Regions from separate parts of the Homo sapiens genome. Here region 1 is linked to region 2. A link is a loop called in an ENCODE intact Hi-C map of the cell type or tissue named here. Cell type or tissue: gastrocnemius medialis. All regions are shown on one strand.

Evidence for each region. Hi-C counts contacts between places; a loop is a spot of excess contacts. Peaks named below come from ENCODE experiments on the same cell type or tissue, not always from the same donor. Only the 100,000 strongest peaks of a DNase experiment are listed, where the experiment ranks them.
Region 1: it touches region 2 in a loop (4-fold over the local background); 4 of 110 quality-filtered maps call a loop at or near these places.

What each region holds. Positions count from the first base shown.
Region 1 is chr21:35,189,132-35,197,131 of GRCh38, reverse strand. No RefSeq gene overlaps it. Among named protein-coding and RNA genes, the nearest start is that of RUNX1, 140 kb to the right of the region's middle. In gastrocnemius medialis, no CTCF peak of the experiment used is centred here; no DNase peak of the experiment used is centred here; H3K4me3 peaks cover 387 bases; H3K27ac peaks cover 2,528 bases.
Region 2 is chr21:34,731,390-34,739,389 of GRCh38, reverse strand. LINC00160 (long intergenic non-protein coding RNA 160) reads left to right here and starts at 2,208. Exons shown (of 6, transcript NR_024351.2): 1 at 2,208-2,280; 2 at 4,634-4,704; 3 at 5,349-5,429; 4 at 6,311-6,481. LOC107985515 (a long non-coding RNA gene) reads right to left here. Exons shown (of 3, transcript XR_001755016.1): 2 at 1,903-1,964. In gastrocnemius medialis, no CTCF peak of the experiment used is centred here; a DNase peak (open chromatin) is centred at 4,499; H3K27ac peaks cover 3,933 bases.

The DNA of each region.
Region 1 (8,000 bases), 460 kb before region 2:
CACTCTTCCCCTAACACACACCAACATTCCAGACTCTCCAAGAAAAGCAGGTGTTCAGCATAAGTCCCATTGTGTTTATAAACACTTCAGGTATGGTAAACCAACTTTATCAATTAGTTAAAGCTTATCAATTAATTAAGCCACTCTCTAGTGGTGGAAACATTACTGAAATCCCAATTTTCAGATGTGAACCAGGGACCAACCTTGCAAGTAGGTGTTCATCAGGCTAGCAGTCTCAGGACTGCTATATTTACTGTACAGTGTACACCAAGCTCATCATCTTTCCCTATCTTGGAATATTCCACCCTCTCAATCCCAGCTCTGTGCTTTGCTGATTTTATCATTCAAACTTGAACACAAACAGTGTCTCCTAAAGAAGCCCTAGCTGGCCGTACTATTGAATGTAGCTCCTATACCAAGTCACTCTCTACCATTGTCCAGCCCCTTTTGAATTTCATCTGTATGTTCCATGTTGGAAGGGATATTTGTTTTGTTACTTTCTCTACGCTCTGGACCCAGAAGAGTATCTGACCCTTACACAGGAGTTCAATAAATATTTCTAAAATTAATTGAATGACTTAGCCCTGTCAGAAGTCCTTTTGTTCATTTATGTGCTGACTTTTATGTTGTCAGGATACTTGGCACCCTGGAATGTGATCTCTGCTAAGTTGGACTTCTCGTATCTTGTTTTCTGCTGTATCTCTAGCAGCTGGAAGAGCGCTGAGCACATAGAAAGCTCTCCTCGAATACTTACGGAGGCTGCATAATTTATAAGGAAAAGAGGTTTATTTGTTTTACAGTTCTGCAGGCTGTACAAGAAGCATGACACCAACATCTACTTCTGATAAGAGCTTCAGGAATCTTCCACTCACTGGGGAAGGTGAAGAGGAGCAGGCTTGTGCAAGTCACATGGTGAGAGAAGAAGCAAGAGAGAGGGGAGGGAGGTGCCAAGGTCTTTTAACAACCGGCTAGGGGGTGAACTCTTGAGGGAACAAATAGAGTGAACACTCACTCACTACTGCAAGGACAGCACCAAGCCATTCATGAGGGACCCACCTCCATAACCCAAACACCTCCTACTAGACCCCACATCTAACAACAGGGATCAAATTTCAACATGAGGCTTAGAGGGGACAGATATCCAAATTATGCAAGCCAGTTATTATTCCGTACATTCTGATCTGTTTGTGGGAGAGATGGAACTGTATTTCTTCATAATTTCCTTCCAAAAGTATTGATAGAATACAGACTTTGTTTAGTCCATGTACCACAGTAGTCACTGGAGATTCATAGGTGACTGAACAAGTTCATTACTGGATTTAAGTTGTCCGTAGATGAGTAGGGTTAGACAAACTCATGTGAATCATTGTAAAGCAAGTGCAATGACTAGAGAGATAGATGATAGATTAGATAGAGGTATATAGATATACATAAATACATATATGTGCATATACATATATATATGTATATTACACAAAAATGCATGCATTATAAAGTAAATGAAATAATAGGTGCAGGTATAAGGTTTTATTCATATAGAAGGGAGAGGGCTTAGGCTAGCCTAAGGTGTCATAAGAGGAATCAGAAAGAGATAGTCCCTGAGCTGAATCACAGACCCTTCAAGGAGAACTGTGACAAAGTGGGTTTGGAAGCCTTCCAGGCAGGGCATCCTTGAGAACTTTAGGAGTTCCATATTGACAGCATGCATGAGTCAGGAGGAGTGAGAGTATTTCCTGGGGAGGTGACCAAAGTTCTTGCTAAGGCACTTGGGCTTTGCTTTGGAGGTGATAGCAGCCACTGAAGGGTTCATTCAAGGGACGTGCCATGTTTTGGTTTGATTTGGTACCAGATAATTCTGGTGACTCCAGGGAATGGCTTTCAGGAGAACACTGTTGATGGTGGAAAGAATGATTAGAGGCTCTTGCACTTAATCAAGGCAAGAAATGACTAGGGGCCTGCAGAAGCCAGAGTAGAAATGCATGAGAGGTGGAGAGGAGGTGGAGATAGGAAAAATCAAGAAATAACTTGGAATAAAGTAAAAAGAAGTTGTAGTGTGACTGGTTAAGGGCAAAGGCACAATGATGCCTGCAAGTTCCATTTCTCTAAATTATATGAGTGAATTGATAGGGAACAGATAGGAAGACAGAAATTTGTAGGAAAGATTTTGAGTTCTGTGTAGTACAGAGAAAGTATGAAATACCTGTGGGTTGTATGGTGTGCAATAAACAGCTGGATATGTGCATCTGAAGCGTGCTGTGGTGGAGGCCAGCATGAAAGTTGTCCACATTGGAATCTATGCCCTATACCAGGCATTGGAAAGCATGGGCGTGGACAGCATCACCCAGGAAATAACCAGGTGGGGTGAGAAGATAGCAAGCTGAGGATAGACTTCTGAGCAAAAACATTTCACTGATGAGCAGGAGAAAATGTGTCTGAGAAAGAGCTAGGAAGGGTGAAAGGAGAGCCATGAGAGCGCAAAATCACAGAAGCAAAAAAGGTAAAAAGCTTCATGAGAATAAACTTTCAAGATCTCTTCAAAATTTGGCTGGAAAAGTCCAAGCTCTTTAGTTTGCCATACCGGGACTTCCATCTGGCTTGGGGCGTGTCTGTCCAGTCTCTTTTCAAAAGAGGCTAGGACACCAAGAGACATGGAAATTAAAAAATGAACTTTTTATTAGAATCTTCAGTAAAAATATTATTGATTTCCTACTGAGAAAACTATTATAATTGGGTACTATGATGAAAGTCAGATTGCAAAGGACCAAGGAAGAAATGAGAAAAAAGTAAAGTGCATATAGGAAATATATATTGCTGTTTTGAAGACCTGTAGGTAAGATGGTGATATGGTTTGACTCTGCATCCCCACCCAAATCCTATCTTGAATTCTTATCCCCAGGTATCAATTGAAGGAGCTAGCATGAGGTGATTGGATCATGGGGGCAATTTTCCCCATGCTGTTCTCACGGTAGTCAGTGAGTTCTCATGAGGTCTGATGGTTGAAAAGTGGTATGTCACCTTTCGCACACACACTCTCTCTCTCTCTGTCTCTGTCTCTCTCTCTCTCCTGCTGCCATGTAAGATGTGCCTTCCTTCCTCTTTGCCTTCCGCTATGATTGTAAGTTTCCTGAGGCCTCCCCAGCCATGCGGAACTGTGAGTCAATTAAACCTCTTTCCTTTAGAAATTACCCAATCTCAGGTATTTCTTTATAGCAGTGTGAAAATGGACTAATACAGATGGGAATATGTAGAACAAGTTGGTGGTTAGTTCACCAAAACTAACCACCTGGAAAGTTCAATGCAGGAAGGAATGTTTAAATTGGGAAAACCTGGATGTATTAGTAGTCCGAAGTGCAGGTTCTAGCTGAGATTGGAATATTGGAGAGATTGAAGATATGGGACAGAGTAGGGATGATGAATGAAAAAGACTTGAGGAGAAGGAAAGAGATGCAAAGGCATAACTTGGAGACTTCAACAAAAAAAAGAGATGCCTTATGGACTGAAATGGGAATTACAGATGTTCAGGATTTATACATATATTAAAATAGATAACACTTGCAACAAAGTTGGGGAAGACACTGTCTGTTTACTTTAATATTTTATTAAAGTGGCAAGTTTGTCTGCCAAAATTAATGAGCTTGTATGAGATAGAGTTCTTGAGAAGACTGATGGAGCTTTTTCATAGACATTGAAGGGTATTGGAAAATGAGTCCCTGAATAGGAAGTAAATAAATTTATGGGAGATATTGGGAACCTATCTGATATATCAAATAATATATTTTTTCTAACAGTATCCAACCACTTTGTTATAGGAACTAAGAATGTGGCTTGAAACATTGATCCAATTTTGTAGTTTTGTTGAGGGGGTGTTACAGAATGATGGAGGGCAAGGAAATTGAGGGTCCTCGTTATTTTAATGATGGGATCCAGGGGAGGAAAAGAGGCCAGGAGAGGCTGATTCTGAAAGAACATTAGGTACCAAGGGACCTGGTAAATCTAAAAACCACATAGTTTTAGGAGTAACAGTAAAACCCAATGAATGAAAATTTTTTATCAGAAAGTGGAACATTTGTATTTGAGAATTCAAGGATGGAAAAATTCCAGGATTTAACCTTAAGAGGAAGTACCTGAAATGGAGCAGAGATGAAGGCCACTGGAGATGTGGAAGTTAAGATGGACAAAGGAAGACATTAGAGGGGTCATCCATCTGAACTCCAAAGTCACTGGAGATTATGGTGGATCAGTGGAATTTGGGTGGAGAGAAAACTTTGTCTCAGAGGCTAGATTTTTTGATAAATGTATAGGATTGGCTTGGAAGACAGCAGACAATTGAAACAAGTGGAAAAGATGATATGTAGAGAATTAACCTCAGTGGAGCAATGATATTTAGAGGGCATAGAGGATAATGATTTGGAAGCCTGTATGGGAAGTGAAGAGAGTACTTAATCCCACCTCAGGTGCCTAAGACCTAGAAAAATGATCTGAAGGGGCTTCAGGGAGGAGGTATAATGCTCAAAGAGAAAACAAACCACTCAACCAAACTGAAGTCGTATTTTACCCCTAAAATCCTTATCATTGGCTTCATCATCAGATGTGTTAACAGTCTACAGGTATCTTGCCCTCTCCTTAGCAGGTTTAATAATTACAACAGACACTTTTTAAAAACAATGGATATATTTGTATTTAAGCCAAAGTGATCTAGGCAAGCTCACATTTATTTATATTTATAAAATAAATTATGATATTCCATTAAGTAATTTTCTGCCAATTATTTTCAAGAGAGGATTTAAAACTGCTTTTTGGTACAAACATGTATTTCATAAAATTTTTCATGAAGTTAAGAATATCTGGTTGTCATTGTTTTGAGATGAGCTGTTTAGGGTGTAGGAAACTTTACTATGGGGAAAAATGCAGATACTATAAGTAGCATAAAGTCTGCTATTGACAATAGCACATTAATAAATATTACTATCTGGTTGTCATATAAGATTAATGAGTGATTATTTAGGGTTGAATACATATTAAAACCATTGGGCCACAAGGTAGCCTATTAAAATAGTGCAGGTGTGAAACTGCAGTATAATCCAGGAGCTGATAAAATATGGAAATATTTGTCTATCATTTAAAAACTATTATTCCATATTCATAATTTTAAATTCTTAATGTTTTTTGCAGAAGTCAGCAATTTGGCAGATCCTATGTGAGAGAACTAAACAGTTTCATAAGCTATCCAGGTGTCTCTCTCAGAATTACTCCTCAAAATGTTTTTTAAAAACATTATTCTGGAAAAGCATTGATTATGTAAGAAATGTACTGACTGACAGATATTTTACTCCTGCTTACATTATGATCTTTGTTGAACATATGAAGGCTTTTAGGAACTATTTCAATTTCTCTGAAAACATAGTATCATGTAGTTGTAAGTGGTAATAAAAATAATGATAGAAGCTAAAAACAAGCATGTCTTATGTCCTTGGCATAATATCAAGTGGATTTATTTGCATTATTTTATTTAATTCTCACATCCCCCAAAAATCAAAAAACCTAAAGCAAATGCTTTTATTCTTTCCATTTTAAGGATGAAGAAATTGAAGCTCAGAGGTAAGTGAGTAGAGGGTCAATTTGATGGCTTGTTGATGTCATCAAAAATCTGTGCTGTGTCTCTTGTTCTGCACAGAATCCTCAGGTCACAAGATAGAATTAATTGTTACGGAGGTCACTTGTAGGCACAGCAACAGCTGGCCGGAGAAGGGAGACACGTCCTTCCAGGCAGGGCTTTGTAATTAGAGAAGAAAACCTTTTCCAAAGTGCTCGAGATGCCTGCCTTCAGGTCCCAGTCCACAGCCAATACTCATAGCCCAGCTGCATGGGGGCTGATACATCTACTCTCTGATATTTTGGGACGCTGGTGGAGGGGAGCTTTCTGAGCAAGGAGATGTGTGGAGGTAGAAAAGCGTTGAGTGTAGACAACCCACATGGCTTACCACCCTACTAACTCCTTCATGCTTATACAGTTTAACTAATAGAAATCAAAATTTCATGAGTACTTATGTTTCCTGAATGACAATATGTAAGGCAAATAGAGCAAACATTGTGCTCTAATTTAAATGAATTATACCCAGACAGATATATTTATTTATTTGACTCTAAATAAGCAATGCTAAAGAATTTTAATTGAGAGATTGATTAAATGAAAAAGTACCCCTAGATAGAACAAAGCCAAATATGTCTCATATTTGTCAAAACTAATTGGCATTAAGATATTTACCTGTCTGGTGAAATTGTGTTTGGACTTGGGTGTCTTTTAATCTAATTTCTATCTTCCCTTACCTTCCTGTGGGCCAGAAGTCCCATGGTTGTCTGGCAAAAGTTTAACTGGACAAAGATAACTACATCAGCAATGTTGTTGAGCTCTCCCAAATCAAATGAATTGGAAGACTCCCCAGTGATGCTTAAAACTCAGCATAGAATGTCTTTATGTGAACCAGAACTTCATTTGACCTTTGCTAGCTTGAGATCAGTAGCAGCAGCCAGGAGACAATGACTCATTTCTGAATCAACCAGGATAATTTTCACACCTGTCTTAAAAAGCTTTGCCCCAGGAGTCCAGAGTCCCAGGGAAAAGACACTCTGTCTATTTCTAAAAGCCCTTCAAAGGAAACAGGGGCCACACTTACAGCCTAAGGGGCATTCGTTCTATTGAAAGAATGGGGTTACAGCATTGTGCCAGACCCCATGGCTACCATGGTTGGCAAAAATGTATTAACATATCCAAACACCAAAATCACCTCCAAGTAGTAGACAGGGCTATGCTGAAACCAAAGTTTAAAAAGGAAATTTGGGCAGTGTGCTGTGACTCGCACCTATAATTACAGCTACTTGGGAGGCTGAGGCACGAGTTGCAACGAGCTGAGATCGTGCCACTGCACTTCAGCCTGGGTGATGGAATGAGACTCTGTCTCAAAAAAAAAAAAATTGCTCCAAGTATAATTTGAAACACTAAGTATTAATCTATCTACCTATCTACCCATCTGTCATCTATGTTTCTATGAATATAACTACGTACTATCTGTATATATCTGCACTTTCCTATAATACAGATATATCATGATGGCTGTTTTAGAAAGGGTATTGTGTTTTTGAAATATTTTATACCTAAAAATATCTTTTAAACGTTTAGGGTGTGTATGAACACACAGACAGGTTATTATTTACATCCTCGTAATGCCGATTTGTCTTCCAGAAACTGTGAACAGCAATTCATTTTAAAGTTACTTTGGTATTTGGAGATGAACAGCTTGGTTATTCTTTGTTCCCTATCAAGCATCTGTCAAACTCAAGGATGAAACAGAGTGTTTTGTGTGTTTGTGAGCAGTTCTCCTGAAGTCACATGATTTTTTTCTTTTGGTAGCCCTTTCTGTATTAGTAAATATGTAAATGTATCCCCCACATGGAGCTTTCAACTGTGAAATTAACCTATCCCCAAGGCTTCTTTGAGTAAGACCAGGTGGTTCATACTATTTCCCTTCTAACTACAGCAAGAATCCCCTAGGGAAGAAGAGAGGAAGTGAGATTTTTGACATTTGTGCCGTGAAAAAGTGTCAATAGGTAATCTGAAAATGTCCAGAGGCATTCTACCAAAAGCCAGTGAAAATGATCTAATAAGTACTAACTTTTTAACTGTTAATTTGTGTAATACAACACTCATCTCTCTTTCTTGCTTAAAACAGAAAGCTCCCCCGCTCCCTTCTCGCATTTAAACTACAGTTATCAAAGGTTTAACGATTTCACCATTGGACATAGTTCAAACAGTACAGGCAGGAAAGAATGTTCAGCTGTCAGGGAACCAGCGCAGCCAGGGTGCTCCAGACAAATCGCTGTACATCATCAGCTGGTTTTAATTAAGAGCAGACTCTGTGCTGATTTTTCTCCCCCCCCCCACCCTTTCTTTGGTGAGTTTACACAAAGTGATTTGTAGTGTTCTGTCTTATATGGTATCTACT
Region 2 (8,000 bases):
TCAAGCTATGGTGCAGGTCTGGCCCTGTGAAGGTCAGAGGGAAGGAGGAGGAGGAAAGGAAGGAAGCTTGTCTAGACACTGCAGCACAGCTCCAAGAAAGTTCTAGCAAGGCTCAGGGAGAGTCCTTGAGCCACAACTGTCTGTCAGAGAAATCCCACATCTCTCTGGAATGGGCCTGTCTTCGCATCCCTGTAGGGCCCAGTCACCACCTGGGAGCAGCTGTGGTAAGTGTGACCTCCAAGCAAACCCACTAGTGGATCCAAAGGACCAGTAGATGGGCTCATCCTCCACCCGGGAAGCACACTTTCACAGCTGCCATGAGTACTCTGTATGGGGCCAGAGACTTCCTAAATGTCTCCTTCAATCCTCACCTATTGCTGTTGCACATTGGTATTACTAGCCCATTTTGCAGATGAAGAAACTACATTTCAGAAAAGTTAAAGTACTCAGGGATTGTAAATGACCAAGCCAGGACTTAACTCTCTATAACTGGCTCCCAAGGCCCTGCTCATCACATCCCAGTCTCCCTGGTCACCAGAGCCCTGTACTGAGAAGAGGAGTCTGGGGTTAGCTTTTGAGAGATGGCAGAGTGAGGTCAGAGTGTTGAATGTAGGGAGCAAGAAGCAGAGGAAATGAAGAGAAATGCTCTCTGGGTTAGAGGATGGAGGTGACACATTGACCAGCAGATGCGGGCAGCTCAAGCATCCCCACCTCACAGCCGTCTTGGGTGAAGCCTCTTGCCCTCTCCTGATTCAATACTTAAATAAGGACCATCCAGGCATCGTGAGAACCATGGCAGGGAGAGGTGCTCATATGTGGTTCCTGGGATGAGAAGGAACGCAAGCTCTAAATCTGTGCTGTTTGCAAACTAGAGAAGGCGGCTGGCCTTCTGAGGATAGCCTTTTTCCTGGGCTACAGCCTGCCCGAGGGCCAAATTTCCTTCCCTGGTCTTGCAATGATGGATGGAAGGACACTGTGCACTCAGTTGTCCCTCCATGATGATCAGATGGTAAACACGGCTGCTGAGCAGTGTGGTCTTGCTCTCCCTGCTCTCACCAGCCTATGCTCGCAAAGGCAGAGAATTGCTCTTTAGATTTAGGGGAAGTGGGAAAGGCAGGAAGAAGGAAGAGCTGTTCGCTTCCTCCATCCATGCAGAGAGAGATGTTCACATGGAGGCCATGACATCAAATTGTGAATGCCACACATTTTCAGGGGATTAATTGACCTCAATTTAGGAGCAATAAGATTCTTCAGACTGAAGCAACTTGAAAGGCACTTTTACAGGTACCTGTAGAAATTTTTAATGGAACAATCAATGAGCTGTGATTCTTGCCACATTTGCTGTCACACTGCCTCCAAGGATTAAACCTTGGGGTGACCAGCCACCCCCGCAACTCTAATGAGATGGGAAAGAGCCAAAAAAGAGACCTTTCAACCCAAGCCCTGCTCTGCATCACAGGCAGCTTTTATCTCCATAATTAGAGGGCTCGTCATGCTTTTAAATAAACTACTGGAGCCCAGGCTGGGCACTCAGAGGGGAGCTGACTGTGGGGAGTCAACAGTGGGGAGTGTGGAGGAGTGGGATCTCACAGCCTGTCCCTGGGACGGTGGGAAGTGAGGTATCCTGGGAAACAGAGGCCTTCCACAGAAGCTTCTTTCCAGATAGGGAAAGGTGTGTGGACTTCGGCAAGTCACTGATTTTGTGGACATTACGGGAAATTACTGCATTTTTCATTTATCCTTAAATGTAAACAAGTAACATGGAGGTTCCAGATGCATTTTTTTTTTCCTTTTAGGAGACAAAACCAGAACTCTTTAAATCCTCTTTCTTAAACATAGGAATAGATATTCAAATTCGATTACACTGAGATTGGGAGAAAAATGCAGAGTTGGGTAACTCACTCTTTGGTGGAGGCTGTGGGACTCTTGTGTACCGCCAGTGAGCATGTGAATTGGCACAACCCCTGCAGAAAGAAACAGAGTGATCATTAACAAAACTACAAATCCACATGCCCTCTGACCCAGTCATTCATCTTCTGGGAATTTGTGCTGCCGAGACACTTTTAAGATGACATGTGTGTGAGATAATTCATGGCAGCTTTGCTGGTGATGGCAAATACTTGGAAACAAACCTAGATGTCCATCAAGAAAGGATTAGTTAAATAAAGCATGCTAGATTCAAACAACTACTATGCGGCTTTAAAAAGGAATGAGGAAGCTCTCTGTGTACTGATGGGGACAGAAGTTCCAGGACATTTTGTAAGGTGGCTGAAAAACAAGGTACAGAATATTGTGTATAGGATGTTACCTTTCATGTAATAAAAGGGGGAGATAAGAGTGTGTGTCATATTTGTTTGTATTGGGATACACATATTCTAGAATACATATGCCTCCACAAACAAAGAAGTCATCTGTGGGAAGGGAGCCCAGGCCGATGGGGGAGAAGTAAAAGAAAGGAAACCCTTTTAGACTTTTAGATTTTGAAGCAATGTGAATGTCTAGCATGTTGAAAATTTTCAATGAACAAACTGATCTGCCTTAGATGAAAATATCCAGAATAGGCAAATCTCTAAAGACAAAATGCAGATGAGTGGTTGCCAGAGTCCAGGAGGAGGGAGGAATGGAGAGGGACTGTTTATTGGGTACAGAGTTTCCTTTAGGGGTGATGAAAATGTTGTGGAAGTAGGCAGTGGTGAAGGTTGCACAACATTGTGCATGGACTAAATGTCAATAATGGTAAATTTTATGCATGTATATTTTACCACAATAAAAGGTAAAAGCCTATTTGTCATAATGGCTACATTTCAAATTCCATAGGAGGATTTCACTGGAGCTTCATTGTTAATTCAAGAATTCTCCCTTCTGTCTCTAAAGCAAACTCGGAGACATTTAGAGTTCAGACAGGATCCACTAAAGGGTATTTCCGAAGTTCTGCTCATTTCAGAAAGCTGGAGTGCAAATCTGCATTCCAGGCATAAACTATGAGCTCTTGAAAAACATGGGCTCACGGGAACCCCTATTTCCCTGAATTCATCAAAAGCTAGAAGCCAATGAGTGCACGGCAGTAGGGGTGGGATGGGGCCAAGGGAATTAGTCAGTGGCTTCCTGAGATGCCAGATGCTGGAAAAAACAAGGATGTGAAGCCATGGTATGTCCCCGGGGCACTGACCCACCGGGTGCAGGGACTGTTGAAGAGACAGAGGAAAATGTGACTTCCACAGAGCAGAGAAGCAACTAGGTAACCAAACACACAGACCCAAAGACAAGACATCTTTATTTTCAGGGATGCTGGTGTCCATCTGTCAGAGCCCTGAGCAGGTCCAAGTCTGCATCACCATGCCTGGCACTCCACAAAGTTCCATGTCAAACTGCTGGTTAATTGAGTTACCAGGTTACCTGGGCAGACAGATGATTACGTATCATCAACTAAGCACTAATGGGTTAGGAACATAATCAACCCATTCGAGTTGGGAAAAGGAAGTCAGAGCAGAAAATTCCGAGGTTGAGCCTATGTTCATGACCTCCCAGTAAAAATTCGATTTCTGGATATGGCTGTTGGGGAGGTTAGTTTATAGAACAAAACTTTTCAACATATTATCTCATTCATTCCTCAAAATTAACCTATGAGTAAAGGCTTCTGTGTTATTGATTAGGCAACCAATATTCTAGGATTTAAAAGTGGCTTCCCCAACTTGCTCAGCCTGTCAATTACCAGACGTTAGCTTGAAATCCTTATCTTTCTCCAACATACTATTCCATCTTCCACCATGATTCTGAATGGTGTGTGTGTGTGCACATGTGTATGTATGATCCAGTCTTCATCGCTTATTTGCTGCATGGCTTCGAAGATATTATTTGTCCTCTCTGTGATTCAGTTTACTCACCTGTAAGTGGAGACAACAATAATGCCTCCTTCGTAGGAGGATAATTGTGGGCATGACACAGAGAATGAATTTGAAGCAGACATAGAGGGCCTGTGACCACAGTAAATCAATGCTAGCTGGGATTATTTCAAAAATAATGCATAGTTGTAACTGCAGTAAGTTCTCTCTTATCCAGCATGGTTGAAAACAAAGTTTCCTGATTAAGAAAAAATGCTGATAACTATATTTGTCACATATATCACAAGTGCTTATGTTTCAGAAATTTAAACATAATAAAATATGCTGGAGTTGGATGCTCGATAGATGCTTTTCTTGGACAATCTAGAAGGCCTTTGGGCATCTGGTGGCACCTTATAATGAATACCAATTTAATTTCCATGCAACTATACAGGTCTATAAAATGATACAGGCAGTGGAAATGGGTCACAGAGAATTTACGGTTACAATGTGAAAACGTCAACCCAACGCCATGGTCTACTTCGTGCTTGGAAGCAAAGCCTGGCCTGGATGCGGTATGCACTCATGACTCAACCTTCTGTTGTCACTTGCTGTTTTTGGATTCTTCCAAGTTCAGAGTCAACACAAAACTCTTCCTTTAAAAGAACAGCTTGGCCCCAGGAGGCTGCTGAGTGACATGTCAAGCTGTCCTGAGAGCACACTTGTTTCCCAACCACCTGAGTCATGACAAATTGCTTGAGGCTTGTACCAGAGTAAAGTCTGAAAATAGTTCTTCTCGCCCTCCCTACCAGACAGATGCTTCCAGAATCAATCACCGAATGGTGGATCTACAGCCAACCACCCATTCTCTTCAGTCACTGAGGCAAGTACCTTAGGGGTCCTCATAATTTAGGGAGAAATTCAGTCTCATAACTTCTCATAAATCTCCTAAGAGAGCACAAGGCCTCTCCTCCAACCTGGTCAATCTCCTTATTCTTTCTACAACTCACTAGGCCCATTTCTACCACCTGGTTGCTAATTCTCTTCTCCTATTGATATTCCCAACCTCATCTCTATAGGCCAAAGCATTAGCAAACTCATATCGCCCGTGGTGTCTGCATCATTCCAAAATTCCGTCATATTTTGCCTTACTTCTCAGTATCAAAGCCTCCTTGGTCTATGTTGTGACTCCTATGAGCTCCTTGAAGGAAGGATCTTTGTTCAATATGTCCTTCTGATCCATATGGTGCCTAATATGGGAATGGGCATTCAAGATTAAGTGTAGAAATGAATAAAAGAATCAAGTGTGATAGAGATCATTGGTAAGCACTCAACTCTTCTACAAATGATGAAAAATACTGAACTGTCCCACAAAAGGTTTAATTTAGCACGGCACAGAACACTGTTTCTCAAACCGTAGCAAGTATTTGAATTCCCTAGAGGGCTGGTTAAAGCAGAGATTGCAGAGCTTCTGACTCAGTAGGTCTGGATGGGGCTTGATAATTTGCATTTCTAATGCTTTCCCAGATGATATGATGCTGCTGGTCCAAGGACTACATTTCGAGAACCCCAACCACGCATGGATTGTTGTCAACTATGAATCACAAGGTTTGAATACTAGTTCCAGCATTGCTGTATGTGGCCAAGGGACCTAGGGCAAGTAATTTAAGCTCTCTGGGCTTCTTCAGCTGAAATTTGTCTTGTATAATTGCTAATGTTGCCTTTATCTCCAAAGTTATCTGAGCAGAAAAGGTCTAAAGTACCCTTCCTTGTGTCATCTGCAGTGCTATCATCTTCATGAAATCTTAGGCAGCAAAGGCACCAGTCAGAACAGCAACCACTTTTCAAATCTTGAACTCACAGAGATCAGCCCCAAGTGATGGGCCAGGAAAGAGCTCAGTAAAAGAGGAGAAAACTGAGGCCAGGACTCAGGAAACTCACAGGGGCAGGAGATCCCCTTGAAGGAGGCCAGACCAGATTCTAGTATGGACTCAGAGCCTGATCTAAGTTGAGATGCTGTCCCTGTGCAGCAAGTCCTGAAGGAGTTTTTTAGGAAGCTAAAGTTGCGGGCTCCACAGAACCCAGTGTTGGCTCCATGGCCAATGCCCCAAGAGAGATGATCCTGGGACCAGATATAGAAAACGGGTCCTTCTCCTGTCTCTAGAATAGATCAAAAAATTGTACCTTTGTTTTTCTCTTTGGCATCTCCAAGGATGCGTTTCACTCAAGAATGTAATCTTCACCCATGACTGAGTATATGAAGAGGTATCCGTCCTCGGACATACTCAAGTGGGGAGAATTACCAGGACTGGTTCCATATCCTCAAAAGGAAAGGGCAAATATGGAATATTGACATACAGAGATGACAAGCCAGCCCCCATGGTTGTCTTTAGGAGACGATAATGTAAAAATTAGGGCCTTGGCATTCTTGACACTGACACCCAATGTATTTCATGTAAGACCCATTCTTAACTTTTGTGTTGAGCCAGATTTCCAGGGTTTTGTCTGCTGCCTTCCCTGCAAGCCCTGCCATCCACTGAGACCCAACCTCAGCCATTCTTGGCACATCAGCCCATGAGAAGTCTGCCACTCTTTCTTCCTAAGCAAAGCAGCATCCTTCAGGGCCTGGAGCTCCTGGACACAAAAGCCATTTTTGGGAGGTAAGTAGTGTAGCTCTCAACTAGTGGGTTAAAAGGAGGGTTGATGTTCTTTGGTCTTAAACATTTTCTCTTAGTCACGCCCATCTCTATTCTGGTTCTTAAAAAAGTTTCTCAATTAATTTAGAAAGTTAGTGACTAACCAGATAACCATCAACATAATGAACACGTGTGTTACACCTTGCATTCCTATGTGTTCTCTCATGTAATCCCAGCTGCTTTGTAATATTAGGTTGGCGCAAAAGGAATTGCTGGTTTTGCCATCTCTTTTCATGGCGAAAACTGAAATTCCTTTTGCACCAACCTAATACTTGCTTTCTCTAAAGATTTATGGTCATTTTTAACAGTGACTCACAATCTAGATGATACAATGGGGAACAGCTAAAAGCACAGAAGGCAGAAATATGACTTATGCCTTTCAAGGCCCTTCCCATGCGTTTTCAACTAGAGGAAGTCAATCAGACTAGATGTTGATAAGGGTCCCCTTATCCACATCTTGGCTTGTGCTTGGCTATGGCTTCAGAAGCAACCTAGATTCAAAGAGAACCTCCTTCCAGGCTCCCAGGTCGAGGGGCTCTTCCTGAGGAGGTTTTTCAGGGACAAACGGTATCTGGGACAGAGCTAGGCAGTTAACATTAAAAGTATTTTGGAGTGAGATAGCACCCCTTGACACTGTTGCTTAGACAAGGTCAAGATAATTTTTCTTCCATTTCCTCTTGCAATCTCAAAAAGACAGGTGTGATTCTTGTTGGCATTGAGGAGAAAAAGTGGCCTATTCAAGGCCTCCTCCACAACAGACTGACTTGATTCTTCCACTCAGCTCTCTGCCCATAAGGCTGCTCTGCCTCCTGAAGCCTCTTTCTTCATCCTTCAAGGAGTTGTCCAAATGCAAATTCTCCTCCTATTGATGGCTCTGCATTGGTGTCAATTGCTTCTGATGGAAACACTTATTGTATACAAAAACCTAGCCCCAAACCAGGAGAAAACATAATCTTTGCTTGTATCTAGTATTTCCAATTTTTATGCACTTTCCCATTCATTCTCATAACAGTTCCAAGAGCTGGGTAGAAAAGGTGTTTTCCAGGTGAGTAAGTTGAGATTCAGCAAAATCAAACAATTTGCCCAAGGCCACGCAATGTTTTGCCCAGTCATTTTGAGTCCCAGTTCAGGAGGTAGGAGAAAGAAAGATGGGGAATAAGACTGGTAAGATTGGTCTTAAAGAAACATCTACAACTGTTTGGTAGCCTCAATACCCACACTAACCATACTTATATGCCTCACCCAAATAAGGTGAGCCAAACTCTGAAAGCATTTGAAAAAGGAAAAATGCTTTATCCCTGAATAACCCTTTCTATTGTTTTAAAAGTTCTGGAAAACAGTGAACACTGTAGGATTACTGCTTGTGGATAATCATCCAAATTGATCCAAAATGTTCTTCATTGACTCCTGAGTCAACTCAAGTCAATGTCAATGGAAACCAACATTCACCATCGCACCAAAGCTCATCTCTACCAGGTTAAAG